Regions from separate parts of the Homo sapiens genome. Here region 1 is linked to region 2. A link is a contact called in ENCODE Hi-C or POLR2A ChIA-PET data. All regions are on one chromosome and are shown on one strand. Each heading gives the region's core, a stretch centred on a gene start or an enhancer-like site at or near the end of the contact. The rest is flanking DNA. Distances are from core to core; before and after follow the strand shown. Region 1 has its middle 320 kb from the start of MAF. Region 2 overlaps WWOX (WW domain containing oxidoreductase).

The links. Hi-C counts contacts between places; a loop is a spot of excess contacts on that map. ChIA-PET counts read pairs that join two places held with the same protein, here RNA polymerase II (POLR2A). Pooled maps may share reads with other maps.
Region 1: a pooled map shows a loop between it and region 2 (3-fold over the local background). The contact joins two enhancer-like sites. A Hi-C loop is called at or near these places in 5 of 50 pooled maps. POLR2A ChIA-PET finds 5 or more read pairs at or near these places in 3 of 52 experiments (T-cell, WTC11 and activated CD4-positive, alpha-beta memory T cell).

The regions. Positions count from the first base shown.
Region 1 is chr16:79,282,291-79,287,540 of GRCh38, reverse strand. It overlaps a transcript of MAF not described here. Among named protein-coding and RNA genes, the nearest start is that of MAF, 320 kb to the left of the region's middle. RefSeq lists an enhancer at 1-153. Within about 2 kb of position 3,825, at least 3 of the 41 ENCODE cell types and tissues checked have a DNase peak (open chromatin) inside an H3K27ac peak, as active enhancers do.
Region 2 is chr16:78,893,040-78,897,980 of GRCh38, reverse strand. The region is part of intron 8 of WWOX (WW domain containing oxidoreductase); the gene reads right to left. Among named protein-coding and RNA genes, the nearest start is that of WWOX-AS2, 400 kb to the right of the region's middle. Within about 2 kb of position 2,965, at least 4 of the 41 ENCODE cell types and tissues checked have a DNase peak (open chromatin) inside an H3K27ac peak, as active enhancers do.

The DNA of each region.
Region 1 (5,250 bases), core at 2,576-5,075, 390 kb before region 2:
TCATGGCAGGACTCAGGGTTTGGGGGTTTGGGGGAAAACACTTGGCCTCCTGCCACAACCCTCACAATGGACTAAGGTCTTTACCGCCAGCTGCTGGTCCTCAAGCTTCCAGTGTGGACTCACATCAGCTGTGCCTCCCCCGCCAGCCCCCGCCTCACCGGGAAGGGGCTGGTTTGCAGAATGAGACCCTCTCAAGGCCGAGGGCCCGGGAGTGCTTCCTCTCTGCCCCTAGCTGAACAGCAGCTGGGCTGGGAGCGTGGCAGGTGTCTAACAGCCTGCCGCAATCCTGCATAACAGGAAGTGAAAGAGAACACCATATCCAATTGAAACTGCAGTGGAATATGGGCTGCAATGCTTAATTAACCACCCTCAGTCATTTCACAGATTTCTGTTGTTGCTGAAGGAAAAAAAAAAAAAAAAAAGGAAGGCAGAGTACGTGGAGGACAACAAAGCTGATTCTGGAATGTTCGTTTGTGTTCATGCTCCCTGCTCCCACAGTCAGCAGCCTGCTGACATAACGCGAAGGGGACGCTCACTTCTGGCTTCGGTTTTTAATGGGTTTCCAAAGGGTTTTTTTGTCTGTTTGTTTTTTGGTTTTTTGCCAGAGAGTCAGGTCTGTGCCATACTCCAAGAACTCGTCGATACGTTTGTGTGGGAGGAGGCGGGGAAGAGGCATGTTGAGTGCATTTGTGCAGTTGTGTCTCTACGAGGGTGTTTGTGCAGAGGCACACAAAGCTGTGTCCTGGGTTGTGTGGGAGCCTGTGGATACGGCCATGTGAGAACGGGTGGACGTGTGGGCATTTGCCTCTGTCTGGGTTGTTTCACCTGTTAAAGATGCGTGGGAATGTCTGTGGGTAGCTCTGAGCAAGTTCTGTATCTATGTGAGGCACCAGTATGTATGCCTGGATAGATATTTCAATAGATGTGTCTTTGCCTATGCTGAAAAAAGTGAGTGAAAGAAGTATTATTGTTCAAGTGTGCATGCACATATACACGTGTGCATGCAAGGATAATGGTGTGGCAAATAAATGTGTGAGTGAAGATGAGAAACAGCATACTGCCAAATGTATCAAGAACCCACTAAGTAGTTGGCAGTGAATTTATGCTATGAAACTATCTGCTACTTGATGGTGGGGCCAACTTTTCAATATCAGGTGACCTCAGCTTCCTTCTCTAGCAGAGGATAGTACAGAGGACTTTTCTAAGAAGGTTCCATAGTTTCTGTAGGCTTCACTTTGCATCATCACCTCATTTTCCAAACCAAACTTGCCTGTTCACCTAGATAGACTTTCTGGGGAGAGTCTTTGGAATGCTGTAAATTCTAAACGGTTTTTAAACAAAAAAGTATTTAAAAAGTATTTTAAAAGTATTTTAAAAGAAAAACCAGCTAGCTACTGCTTATTAAGGGCTGACTAGTTGGCCCATATCACCCAGATGCCTATCAATATTGATCTTATTTGATCTCTCAATAAACTTATTAGGTAGGAACTGTTATCATTTCCTCTGTAAACTGAAGTAGCCAGTGGGAGGTAGGGCCAGGGTTTAAACACACACTGTCGTGCTGTAGAACCCAAACTGTACTGAGTCATCGTCCCTAAATATGGGGGCAGAGATGGTGCCCCTTTGGCTCAGCCAGTTGTGCAGTGGGAATAATTTGCCACACTGCCCTTAGGAACAGTGGTCCCTTCTGTGAGCACCAGAATTGCTCCTGGAAAGAATGGCAGTGCAGACCTCAGTGTGCGCTGGTCACGTTGGGGAAGTCACCTCCCGCCTTCCTGCAGGACGTCAGTGCCCTCATTTGGTGGTGAGTCCTGCGGTGCCCTCTGGCCTTGCGGAATCCAGCTCCTGAGCAGCACACTTTCAGGATTTCAGGGTGGTTTCTGAGTAATGGATTCCCCACCCCTGGAGGCCACCAGAATCACCATGGTAAACTTCCTATAAAAGCAACATCCAGAGTCCCACTCCCAGAAATTCAGAGTCAGCGGTTCTAGAGAGGAGTCAGGAGCTTGCGTTTTGCACAAGCCTTCCCTGCTCCCCACACCTAGGGGACTCTGATGTAGGTGTCCAGGGACCAAATTTTCGGAAAAACTGCTGTCCCTATTTTCCAGCTGTACAGCTTAGGCATTCTCGTCCCTAATCCTAAAGGAGCTATCAAGAAGGAAGCCCTAATTCTAGGTCCAAGGCCACTCGTGGCTAAACAGTGCCCAGAATGGACCTAAGGAAAGCGGGGCCGTATATATTATGGCTTAAAGACCTAACGAAAGGGGGGCCGTATATATTAAAAATATTTTTTTAATAGATATTTTTTCCAAAGTCCAGTCTGCACTGACAGGCAATATTTCTTTAAAAGCTGCTGGGGAGAGCAGCAGACAAATGCCTATGAAGCCAGGCATCCCTCAAGGAATTTAAATGGGTCAGGAACTCTTAAAGAATTTAAATGAGCATGAAATAGGTATGGAAGGTTTTCTGGGCCAATATGCAAGCCAAATAGTAAATAACTATTTTCAGCACTGAGTTTGGTTGGCAAATTTGCATATACATGTGATGCCGTACGTTTCTATTTTTACCATGTAAATCTGCAATCTGTAAAGAGAGCCGCGTGCCTTCGTGGAAATCCAGGCTTGGACTGTTGGCTGGGGGGAGAGCTGATTTTCAGTCTGGCTGGACCCAGAGTTCTGTATTTTTAACGAGTCCAGGTGACTGAGAGATGAGCAGAAAAGAGGCACGGTGCACACTTGAAGTTTGTTCTCAGGTTGAGCCCTCATAGTGCCCAGATTTCCCCCAAAGCAAAGTGTTCATGCCTGAAAAACGGAAGTTAAAGTGGAAAGTTTGACATTTTCCTGTGACACCAGCCCTGCACAGTTTGAAACAACTTCCCAACCTTTCTTAAAAAGTCACCCTTGTTTTATGACTAACATTATTATTATCGATGATTATATCATTGGGATTATTATGATGATGGTCAAAATGTGAGAAAAGCATTGGCAGACATCTGCCGAACTAGAAATATCTCTGCTCTCTTTCCTGGTGCCCTTTTATGTTAGGCGTCTGCAATGAGCTAGATGTAAAGGTTTTGGGTAAATTTTTTGATGCCTTACTTTAGGCCCAGCATATAGTTGCCACTCAGGTATTTTGTAATTACCCAGTGGAACCCTCTAAGGGGTGATGTTGCCAAGTGAATGGGGCATTTGCCTTTGGATGGTGTGGAAGTAGTACCCGTCCTTCACCTTTTCTTGCTGCAAGAATGCATATGGCAGAAAGAAGGAAGTGCAACATCTTTCATATCAAGACCTTCATACCAAAGGGAGTTCTGCTGGGGTAGAAGGCGGATGGAGGTGGTTTGCCATAGCTTGTTTGCTTTAAGCTCCTGGGCGCAAAGCTTGCTGAAGGGTCAGTGGTGTTCTGCTAAATCGCCACTTAATACCAGCAATTTCTAGCACAAATATCAGGAGATTAACTTTATTAAAATACCTTGTAGTTGAGGAACATGGTAAGTGTAAATTTGTGCTAAAAGGACCCTTGTTCTGCCATCAATCACTACTATGGGGCTTTGTCTTTTTTTTTTTTTTTTTTGAGGAGGAGGTGCAGGGGGTAGATTATGGTTTCACTTAAATGGAAGGTGAGTGAAGCAGATTAGCTCCCCAGCTACCCCGTGCAGGAGACACTGGCATGTCTGTTTGAGGACAGGCCAAGCAGCTTGGTGAAAGTTCAGGTGCATCTGCCCAAGGTCTCTGGAGGTAGTGCAAGTGCCAAAGCAGCGTGCAGGTTCTGTGCGGCCTGTGCTTAGTTCTCAGATACTTTCATTTTCAGAATATTAGTTCCTTTGTCAGAGCTAACCCAGAGTCTGTAATGATTGCTGAGCAATTGGTTATGGCGACACTACCATATTTGGACAATTTTCAGAAACTACCTAAGATTTTTATGACAGCTTCAAAGACTTGCAAAATGTTTTTTAAGAGATCTTTTTAATCGTTTTTTAAAAGTTTGTCATTCCCTTTCTTTCAGTCATCAGAAAAGCATATAGGTGACCTAAAGGCGTTGGATGTAGAATTTGGGACTACAAATTAAGCATTTGAGGATCTTTTTAAAATACAAAGATTTATGCTTACACTGCTCTAGAATGAGGAGAACTTTTTACCAATTTTAAGAAGCTTTTAAAAAGAATATATTGCAAATTCTAGCCCAAAGTGTAAACTTTCTGGAATGTACTTATTGTGAACTGGGAGGAAGTTTCATATGTCTAATGTAACATGGCGTGCTTTTCTAGAAAGATGGTTTTCTTTGTTCATCATTGAGTTTAAAAATTATTATCTTACACAAACCCTATCCATTCATCCATTCATCCATCCATCCATTCATCCGTCCATCTATCCACTCACGCCATAAATATGTGAAGGACATTCACAATGCCTGGTACTGTGCTGGTTGCAGTTACCAGAGATACAAAGATGAATCAGAAACATTCCCTATTCCCCACCCTCAAGGAGCTCAGAATCTGGTACAATAGACCCTTGGCAGGTGCAGGTTTGACATTTGTGGTTTTGACTATTTGTGAGTAACCCAAAGCTTTATGACTTCCTAACTTGTCATTTTTGCTGCTTCATGGGTTTGAAACATGCCTTTGATGAAACTCATAAGCAAATAGGACCCTTTGGATTAATGAATGGGTTTAGCTGACAGCCCACAGTCCACCCTGAGACTAGCTTTGTAGTTCTGCACCCAAAATCATTCTCCTCAGGCGATAAAATACTGTTCAAGGGAGAATATTAAACCCCCAGATGAAACCACCTGCCAATGCTATTTATTAAACTAAAGAGAAAGTAAAGAGATCTACTTACAGTTTTGATTGGAGAGATCATATGACAAACTGATACTGAGTAATTTGAGAATTTGCACCTTCCTAATCTAAAAGGTCTTCTTTGGCTAAAGAGAGTTGAGTTCATTCTGTTACCGTAGCCTTTGGGGAAGCGGTGACTGTGGGGCCAGTTATAAGTATTCCTGGGACTCCAAGTTGCAGGACTTCTGTCACTTAAAGATTCAGATCACCTTAAAGATTCAGGCTCCCACTCTTTGGTGACACCATTAATATTTTCCTTTTAGAGGAGGGATACCCTAGTGCCCACATCACTGATGCTACATTAGTGGTTATTCTGGTTCTGCTGTTTTTATGATCACAAAGTTAAAAGAGAAATTGATCCACCAACCTCCTAACAGTTTTATAATCTCCTCTCCCAGGGAACTTGGGGTGGC
Region 2 (4,941 bases), core at 1,716-4,215:
AACAAGCAGTTCACAGAAAGAAAATATATGAACGGCCAATGAGTTCATAAAAAGAGGCATTAGTCACTAGGAAAATGCAAAATAAAACTAGCAAGAGATAGCGTTTCTCACCCACAAAAAGGCTATAATTAAAAAGACTGAAATTACAAAGTGCTGATGAGGATGTGAAGCAACATAAACTCTTACACACTTCTAGCGGGGGGTTAAAATGATACAATTACTTTAGACAACTGTTTGGCAGCATTCTTACAAGTTAAACACTAAGAGTCAATAATTTCACACCTAGGTATTTATCAAAAATACATAAAAACATAAGGGCATAAAAACATGTATACAGGATTTATGAATATTCGTGGTAGCTTTATTCATAATAGCCAACAAATATAAACAACCCAATGCTCATCAACAGGTGCACAGATAAGCGAATTGTGGTGTATTTTCACCACAGGATACTATCCAGCATTGAAAAAGAGAACCCCTAATACACCCATCAACATGGATGAATCACAAAAACATTATGTGAATCATTAAGCAGAAGACGACACATACAAAGCAGTAGGTATGATTTCTATTAAATGAAGTTCTAGAACAGGTAAAACAAAGTTACAATGATTGAAACAAGAATGCTTGTTTCTGGGAATAAAAGGATTTATTGGAAAGGAGAATGAGATACTTACCGACGTGATGGGAATGTTCTTGTTTTTGTTTTTTTGGTTTTTTTTTTTTTTTTTTTTTTTTTTAAAGACAGTCTCACTGTCACCCAGGCTAGAGTGCAGCAGTGCCATCTTGGCTCACTGCAACCTCTGCCTCCCAGGCGATACTCAAGCCTCAGCCACCAGAGTAGCTACGGTTACAGGCATATGTCACAATGGCCAGCTATTTTTTTCTTTTTTTTTTTCTTTTTTTTGTATTTTTAGTGGAGGCGGGGTTTCACCCTGTTGCCCAGACTGATCTCAAACTCCTGGCCTCAAGTGGTCCACCCTCCTCAGCCTCCCAACATGCTGCGATTACAAGCATGATCCACTGAACCTGGCCCTGGAATGTTCTATATCTTAACTGGGGTGGTGGATCCATGATTATGTACACGTATACATTTTTCAAAATCCAGAGAACTGTATATTTAAAATATGCTAATTTTATAGAACATAAATTATGTAAATTATGTCTCAATAATATATGTATATGTATGCATATACATTTTCTCTCTCTCTCACACACACACACACTTCTGTGAAGAGAATTATTCCACAGGCCCAATTTTATATTAGTAAAACAGACCTTACTTTTGAGTGCTACAATCCAATCGACAAAAATGCTTGAAAAGGTTAAGATTATTTATGAAAATGTTTACTAATTACTATCTGAGTACATCAAGCTTTGTGGAAAGAGAGTAGGCTTCAGTGTCATATGTCCCAGGTCATTATGATGCGTTTGCTTCTCATTAGCTATGTGACCTTATGCAAGTTAATGATCAGCCTCAGACGGTTTTTGACGGAAGGGGTAGGGGAAGCAACGCTGGCCTCACAAGTTTGCGGTGTGGCTTCAGTGTGCTAACGGATGTAGAATACACGATTCAGGGCCCCAGGTTTTGTTATTACCATCAGTGGTCCCAGCCCGTTTTTGATAACTTTGTAAACACCAAGTGGTTTTGGGAAGCCAGTCATTCTACAATCCTTTTCCCAAATTTTTGTCTCTGAAAATGACTAAGCAAATTTACAAAAACAATTGGAAACAACTTGGTGACTTTTTTTTTTTTTCAAATGGGTAAGTGCATTCCGGATATAATTATGTTTAAAACATGATTCAGCACACTTTATTTCTTCTGAAGTATTTCTATTTCCTTCTTTTATAAAACCTACTATTTCTATCTTATTTTTAAAGATCAATTGCCTGCATGTTTTCAGAGCCCTTTCAGAAATATCTTTGGTTATTACTCATCTGTGAAAAGGAAATTTAAACAAAGTTTGAGAACTGTTCATTTCTCAAAAAAGACAGTGGAATTGAGTATCTGTTTCCTGGGATGTTAAGTCAGCGTCAAGACCAAATTCATGAGATTGTTTTCCAAAGAGAAGACAGGAGTAATACGAAAGAATGACTGAGGTTTCATGAACTGTATCAGCTTCCTGGCATGAGAGCACTCGACTTTATATAGTCGGATACTGTGAGTCAGTTGACATTGTTCTTAAGAAAACTTGTTTTTGTTAGCATCTCAGAATTTGCCAGAGCCATATTACATTTAAGTCTTGCGTTCCTCAATCAATTTGACCAATGAACTTTTTGAAGATCAATGGGCAAGATAATAGTAGTAGAAGGAAAACACCAATGATAGTTATTTCTCATTTGGGGTCAGCATTGCCAAGCTGCTCAGGGTTTCCATGGCATCATTTCCAAACCCTCCTATTAAATTCTAAAGGAGAATAGATCTTTGCCTGTGGACAGTGTAAATTTGACAACAAATACAGGGTTGATAGACTGGTGGAATAGAAAAACACAAGAAGCTACGGGATGGAAGCTAGGCCATCGTCACCACTGCCATGGGGCAGAACAGAAAGAAGCATGATGTTTTGACCCCACAGAGGAGACAACACTCAAATCCTCTTCAGTGAACGGCTGTGTTTCTAGGGTACTGGGAATGAGAAAGGAAGATGTTGTATGCACAGAAACTTAAGTTATTTTCTTAATGCATAATTAAGAAAAGAAAAGAAACCCACAGAAAAGTGAGGCAAACCCACTGATAAACAGGCAGGTTCTATTTCTGTTAACTGGGTAAGCCCAGATTCTTTAAAAGTGATTTTAAAGCCGTTGATGCTATCAACTTTGAAATGTGGTTTGAAAAAGCGGATATTACACTTTAGCATATGCCTAATAACTGCCCTCACCATGGAAACATTGAAGGCAGAAACCATTGTGTTTGTTTTCCTAATCGTACTACCAAGATAAGACATAGAGTTCTCGTAAACCGGTGCCCGGCGGCATGATGGGATCTCCAGCTTCTGTACACCTAGTTGTGGAGGTGGATCCTGGGTGGATCCATTGGAACTATCGTAATAAGAATTAGTCCCGTCATCAGATAATTTCTGATTGAAAATTCCGAGAACTGAGTTATGCACAGTGCTCAGTTAGTCACTGTTTTTCTCATAATAGCCGCATTGTGGAAAACTGAAGCCGGTCTTGGGGTCTCAAGGTCAACTTCATATGATAAACATCTTCAAGGCATGATTTTAGTCCCGTCTTCTTTCCCAATCTTGTTTAATTGCAACGTGGCCTTCCATGCTATTCTCTCTATTGTTTCCACAGCCTCTCTCCACCTTGAGACACACACAAGCAGGCTGGGTAGGTATAAGTACCACCTTGCTCCCTCGACACATTAATCAATTTGTTTCATGGAATAAAAAAGAAGACAACCATCTCCAGTTGAAAATTAGAATCAGGCTGGATTACAGCTGCAGCAATGAACTAGGTAGAGCAGAAAGCCAAACTCAAGCCTGTGTTTCCAACCAGTAGAGAGGCTGACTACAAACAATAATTTAGACAAAAAATAGTCTAGGACTTTATGATCTACATGCTTAAGCATCACTGAACATTACTAACTTTGAAGTTCAATATTATACTTGGAGGTGTATCCTTTGCTGTGCTGGAGAGAAGCAAAGAACCAGGCTTGAGTCTAAAATATTCCCATTAACCCAATAACACAACAATTAGATGTGTGTGTATGTGTTGTATAACTCTTTAAAACTAAACGATCAAGGCTAACTATGGAAATAAAAGTGAACATTAACAATTGCCACAGTACACTTGCCTGTAGCTCCAGCTATTCAGGAGGCTGAGGTGGGAGGATTGCTTGAGCCCAGGAGGTCAAGGCTGCAGTGAGCCATGACTACACTATTGCACTCCTTCCTGGGCAAGAAAGCAAGACCCTGTCTCAAAATATAATAATAATAATAATAATAATAATAATAAAAGCCTCAATAAAAGACATTACTCTATGGTAATCAGGGATACCTGGTACTCAAATACATCACAGACACAATATCTGCTCAGCTGGTAACAAATCTGTCAAGGAAAATATTGCATATCAACTCAAAAGATGCATCTAGAAAATCTTGTGTTCTAGCTTGCTAGAAAACAAAAGATACTGTGTGAGTGTGATTTCCTCTTACCTCTGTGAAGCAAAAGTGTGATCGATGAAGGTGAGAGGGGCAGGGAAAGACAGAGAAAGGCACGTAATGTATGACAGACATTTTCTGGAACAAGGGGAAGCTAATGAGTTCACAGAAGTGCTAGAAGGGCCCCTGGAAAATACCAGGGAACCTCAGACAAAAGAGTCTCCCAGGCAAGGAAGAAAACAACAATACATGAAATATTGGCTGCAACATTTAAGCAAAAATTAAAATGGCAGCCATGTGGGCAGAAGTGGAAGGAGCTGAGTCTGAGAGAGGAGTGGGTGGAGGAGGAAGTGTCTTAGGCAGTGACCTCACCCTTCTCTATTTCAGGCACTTGTTCTAGCCTGGAGATGGTTTCCTAAGTAGCAACAGAAAAATAAAAGAAAAGAGAAGTCAATCCAAACTATTTAAACATAAAGAAAATATACTGAATGGGGGAGCCTGGTATGACAGCCTCTTGGATTCAAACCATGTGAGAGGGGACAGGCGAAAGGACTGGTATTTTTCGAGGCCTGACTCTGTGCTTACTGTGGCACTGGGAGGTTGGCAGATAAAAAAGAAGAATGTCTTCCCTTATTTCAGGCATAAGATGGTCAAGAGGGGCATCCCCACTTTTTTTTTTTTCTAGCTATAGTCATTCCATCTCATAGTCGTGTGTCTTTGTGACCCTGTCAGCCTGGAGAGCCTCCTTTTCTGTGTGGGTAACTACAGTTTACTCAGCAGGGTGGAGATGGAAACTCCTGACTCCAGTGCTCCTCTGACCTCACGGTCTGCTTTG